2 separate regions of the Homo sapiens genome follow, and region 2 is linked to region 1. A link is an interaction called in ENCODE POLR2A ChIA-PET data of the cell type or tissue named here. Cell type or tissue: B cell. All regions are shown on one strand. Links, peaks and the distances in the headings refer to the core of each region. The heading gives the core; the rest is flanking DNA. Region 1 has its middle 56 kb from the start of SESN3. Region 2 overlaps SESN3 (sestrin 3).

Region 1 (2,926 bases), core at 320-2,819:
GAAGAATTTGAAATAGCACAAAAGAGGTATATAACTTTTTCCCAACTGTCACTACCCTAGTTTAGGGCATTTCTTGCCTGGATAATTACAGTAACCTCCTAACTGAGCTCCCTGTGAATCTCTTTTCTTTCAAGCCCACTGTAAATATTCTACCAGAATTGTGTTTCTAAAATTCAGATCTGATTATATTCTTTCTTTCTTAAAAAGCTTCTCCTCCCTTACTCCTTTCTTATTTGTATATTTTGTGCCTTTGTATGTTTCTCGACTTCCTTTTGAAGTTCTGGTGTAACCCAAGAGGTAGTTTTCAAAATCTGTCCAATATACCTCTCTGGCCTCATTTCTCACCTTCTCCAAACAAGCATCCTTCAAACTATCCCTGATGTGTGAACCTGCAAGATGCCCTGTGATAAGAGAGCCTGCCTGCTCTTGAGTGTCTCCATGTCAACCTGCCCCAGGACCATGCAAACTCTTCAGGAGGAGCAGGCAGTTCTTTTACTCAAGGGTTCAGTTAATCAGCCTTAAAGGGCACAGAGCCTGATAATTGGGAGTTGTGGTGGTGATGGTGGTGGTGGTTGTGGTGGTGGTGGTGGTGATGGTGGTGTTTTCCTAACCTGTTCCCCTACACCAAACAAAGGTGCCCCTATTTCTAGTCCCTCATGGCAGCTCTCTCATTCTCTGCCTTGATCTCCCCTATGTCGTCTCTTTCCTGAAACTTCCTCTTTAAAATCCTTCACACGGGTGGTCTACCCCAAACTCTCCTTGGGAAAAGGAAAATATCTTGGGAAGGTCTCTTCTTGGCATGGAGTGTTGTAGGGAACGGGGTTGGGAGATGATGGGTTCCACCTGAATTTACCTAATATTAAATTATAATTTCACAATTGTGAAATAGTTAATTTTTTTCTTCTGAATATCATATGGTCTATTCTCACCTGAGAAATACTCCTCAGTTAAAACGACACTGAGCCTATTAATTGCAAAGTAATAACTATGGCTTTATATGCTAAGGGAAGAAGGTAAGCTCTATGAGGGCAGGATTTTTGTTGTTTATTAACTGTTTTATCCAGAGCACCTGGAAAAGCCCCTGACACACAGCAGGATATGCTCTTCTTTCCGGGATTTCTTTTGTTACAAAAGACCCCTTGTTTGGCAGAGAATAGATTGATTTTTGCCTTCCTTAGGTAATTCTCATGGGTGGTGAGGATTTGGAGAATGTGGAAATGGTGTCTCAATTCTTTCAATGGTTTATAATTTCTAATGATAACTTTATGAAAAACATTAAAATAAATGTAATGTGGTATTTTTTTCCCCAACGAAAACGTGAGTCCATAGAATGAACTCTTTCATCCCAAAGACAGCTTCCCAGTTTCATGTCCTGAAAGCAGTCACTATTGACAGGCTGTGTTTTTAATTTTACTGGTAACCACTCAACTTTAGAAAATATACTCGCCCTTCTGTTTCTTGTTATCATCAGCTGGAGAGAATTATTGACTATGAAAGATCAGAAAGTAACACTACATCATTGCCCACTCTCTTCCTGCTTGTCTACTGTTTTTTCTTTCATATTTTACTTTTTAAAACACTTTTTTGATCCACATTTTGGGAGCTTTTTTTGACTTTATTTTTTTGAGTATCTAAATTATTTTGAGGTATTTTTTGGGGTCCGCTGTATTCAGCATATTCCTGTCCACTTTTTAAACTTCTTAGAACTTTTAATTTCCTGTTTTGGACTGGTTGCTCCTTTTTTTTTTTTTTTTTTTTTTTTTGAGACGGAGTCTCACTCTTTCGCCCAAGCTGGACTGCAGTGGCGCTATCCCGGCTCACTGCAAGCTCCGCCTCTTGGGTTCATGCCATTCTCCTGCCTCAGCCTCCCGAGTAGCTGGGATTACAGGCGCCCGCCACCACGCCCGGCTAATTTTTTTTTTTTGTATTTTTAGTAGAGACGGGGTTTCACCGTGTTAGCCAGGATGGTCTCGATCTCCTGACCTCGTGATCCGCCCGCCTCGGCCTCCCAAAGTGCTGGGATTACAGGCGTGAGCCACCGCGCCCGGCCTGGTTGCTCCTTTTTACATAGTATTCTGTTCTTATTTAATTGATGCAACATCTTGAATATCTGAGGATTTTAATTAAAATGTTTTGAAAAGGTTCTTTCTGTTCCCTGGATTATCTCTGTTTCCTTTGTGATTTTAGTCCTTTTCTTTATATGCTGTTTGTTTTCTTCCAATATCTATTGATAATTTTCAGTTTATCTTTATGAGCAAGGGTTATGCCATCAGCTATACTTTTTCTGCAACTGTATAGATCCTTGGATTAAAGAGCTACTTCTAGGCTCTTTATAAGTAGGTTTTCCTCCAGAAGGCAGTTTGGGGGTTCCTACCTACACTTGCAAAGGAGGATGGCTTTTTTTTTTGGTGGCAGAGAACTTAGGAAGACAGTATTTCACTTAAGGGCAGAGTTGCCTTTCGTTGTAATTTCTCAACTTGCTCCTCCTCTTCCCCCTAAACACACTATTGTATGTCTGTGTGGGAGGTTCAAGAACTACCTAAAGCCCTAGTTTTCTTTTCTGATACTCTCACAAGGTGAATTTTCCAGGAAGATTTTCCTTAGACAACCATTTCCTTAGACATATTTATTTATATTTATATTTATTTATATTCATATAAATTTATATATTATATATTATATCTAATTATATATTTATATGTAAAATATACCTTGTAAATAAATACATTATTTATAATATATATTTATATATTATATTTATATATAAATTTATATTTACATAAATTTATTAAATTTATATAAATTATCTATTTATATATTTATATATAATATATATTATATAATATTATATATTATATATAATATAATATATATAAATATATATAATATATATTATATATATTTTCCTTAGACAACCATTTCCTTA
Region 2 (2,926 bases), core at 292-2,791, 70 kb before region 1:
AGAGGAACTTAGTATTTGAATGTGAATTTTTCCTAGAAATAACTGTAAACCAATTATGTGTCACACATGCTCTAGAAAAGGTATGTATCAAGTTTCTGTGAATCCAATCTAGCTTTTCCACTGATTTATGTCTTCATTTTAGAAATCCTTGGCCGGGCGCGGTGGCTCACGCCTGTAGTCCCAGCACTTTGGGAGGCCGAGGCGGGCGGATCACGAGGTCAGGAGATCGAGACCATCCTGGCTAAAACGGTGAAACCCCGTCTCTACTAAAAATACAAAAAATTAGCCGGGCATGGTGGTGGGCGCCTGTAGTCCCAGCTACTTGGGAGGCTGAGGCAGGAGAATGGCGTGAACTCGGGAGGCGGAGCTTGCAGTGAGCCGAGATCCCGCCACTGCACTCCAGCCTGGGCAACAGAGAGAGACTCCATCTCAAAAAAAAAAAAGAAAAAAAAAAAAAAAGAAATCCTTTATCTTAAATTGATTGATATACAATAGACAGCACACTGCATTTTAGTTTCTAAGTGCTCTACACCTTCTGTCAAATAGTTGATGATCCATAAACAATAAAATGTGTTAAGATGACTATAAAGGTAGAACAAAAAGAAATGGCCTTTTATAGTAACAATGGACTCCTCTTTGACAGTCATGTAATGTATACCTATCACTGAAAAGGAAATGGACAGGTTAGGACTGCTAGAGGACATATTACTTCATTTTTGTGATATCATGGCACTTTTTATGAATGATAACACAGTAGTTTATTAAATGCAAAATTTACTAAATATACACTGTCACAATGAGTTCAAATTTTAGTAGCACTCTAAAATGAAAAATGAAATGCTTCAGCACATTGATGGCAACATTCTAGGTAATTTCTTATTCAGTGTTTTTAAAAATCCAATTGTTTCTATAAATAATCTATATCTAACTACAAATGGAGTTATATCATTGAGGTGCTTATTATCAATTCATTCCATTTTCCACTGTGACAAATATGTTTTCCACAACAGCTCTAATAAAAATCTAATAATTAGTAAAGGAAGTAAGATAAAATCACATAGATATTAGCAATAATTAGTAAAGGAGGCAAGATAAAAAAAAAAAACCACACAGATGTCTTGTAGTTTAAAAGTTTAACATCAATTAAGAGTAAAATACTGGCCAGGCATAGTGGCTCACACCTGTAATCCCAGCACTTTGGGAGGCTGAGGCAGGTGGATTATGAGGTCAGGAGTTCGAGACCAGCCTGACTAATATGGTGAAACCCTGTCTCTACTAAAAATACAAAAACTAGCTGGGTGTGGTGGTGCATGCCTGTACTCCCAGCTTCTCAGGAGGCTGAGGCAGGAGAATCGCTTGAACCCTGGAGGTGGGGGTTGCAGTGAGCCACGATCATGTCACTGCACTCCAGCCTGGACAACAGAGCAAGACTCTGTCTCAAAAAAAAAAAAAAAAGTAAAATATTTTCCACTACTATATGCTTATACATCATGTGAATTTGTTTTTTAAAACCACATGTGTTTAGACTAGTGATACTTCACAAGATAAAAGACAGATAAGAAAGGTCACCCATATCAATGTATGCTTTTTGTGCATTTAATTCTCCCATATGTAATCATAAAACTGCACAACTATAACAAGAGTTAGTCAGGGGACTCCCTGTCAAATATAATTTGAAGCATACATTATTAAACTACTTAACTGTCAGCCACTGTAGCTCATGCCAGTAATCCCAGCACTTTGGGAGGCCAAGGTGGGTGGATCACTTGAGGTCAGGAGTTCAAGACCAGCCTCGCCAACATGGTGAAATCCCCGTCTCTACTAAAAATACAAAAATTAGCCGGGCACGGTGGTGGGCACCTGTAATCCCAGCTACTTGGGAGGCTGAGGCAGGAGAATTGCTTGAACCCGGGAGGTGGAGGTTGCAGTGAGCTGAGATGGTGTTGCTGCACTCCAGCCTGGGCGACAAGAGCCAGACTCCGTTTAAAAAAAAAAAAAAAAAGCTTAATTGTCAATCCTCATTTCAAAGGAAGAATTCTGACTGAATAGGGCTTGAATCTTGCACACTGCACTAGTTATGTCATGGCTTGATCTGGGTATCATTAGATCCCAACCATGGAACGCATCATATACTGATGCTTTCACAAATGTGCAACCTAGATAATGGTGCCATATTACTTACATTGATTAAATGCTCAGTGTGCAATTTTAAAAGATTATCCCTATAAAAAGTATTCTGAATGACTTGATTTTCCATTTTTAAATTACTGACATCCACCACTTCTGCTCATCAGAGGAAGGGTTTGTTTCTGCTGAATAATCTTCCTCTCACAACACTCTCCAACACCAACACTCACATATTCCTGCATCAGGTACCACCTTTGTCCCCTCTGGAGTAAGTGTAGGTTCATTTATTACATGACACATTTCTTGAGCACCACTATGCTAATGTTGGTTGGGGAAGGTAGGTAGAGAATTAGGATTTTAAGACAATAAGACAATTAGTTCAAAGCTTTACAATTACTTACTATAGAAGAACTACTGTGCTTATGTGTATGGCCTGTAAGCCCAAAATATTATTACCCAGCCCTTTACAGAAAGTTTACCAAATCCTACTCTTGACTGTAGTGTCAACTGGGAGGCATAACCTTGAAGATCTCTAAGAGACCCAGGCATAAGTTGCAAGTCATCACGCTACGTAGGTAAAAACTCTGATGTTCTCATTCTAAGTCTGTTCAGTGCCTAACAGGTGAGAGCACTTAATGTTTCCAAAATACACAAACTAATTAAAGATATTCATATAGTATTCAGTGATTTATAAATGTTTATAGCCTTAACATTTCTTGCCTAAGAATCTGAAGGCCAGGAAAAGGTAATAGCATCTGACATAGAATTCTGATAAGCATAAAATAGCAATCTGTATAAT

Evidence for each region. Peaks named below come from ENCODE experiments on the same cell type or tissue, not always from the same donor. Only the 100,000 strongest peaks of a DNase experiment are listed, where the experiment ranks them.
Region 2: POLR2A ChIA-PET joins it to region 1 with 6 read pairs; 9 of 35 experiments call an interaction of 5 or more read pairs at or near these places.

What each region holds. Positions count from the first base shown.
Region 1 is chr11:95,285,457-95,288,382 of GRCh38, forward strand. No RefSeq gene overlaps it. Among named protein-coding and RNA genes, the nearest start is that of SESN3, 56 kb to the left of the region's middle. In B cell, for the core only: no CTCF peak of the experiment used is centred there; no DNase peak of the experiment used is centred there.
Region 2 is chr11:95,215,667-95,218,592 of GRCh38, forward strand. The region is part of intron 1 of SESN3 (sestrin 3); the gene reads right to left. Among named protein-coding and RNA genes, the nearest start is that of SESN3, 14 kb to the right of the region's middle. In B cell, for the core only: no CTCF peak of the experiment used is centred there; no DNase peak of the experiment used is centred there; H3K27ac peaks cover 548 bases.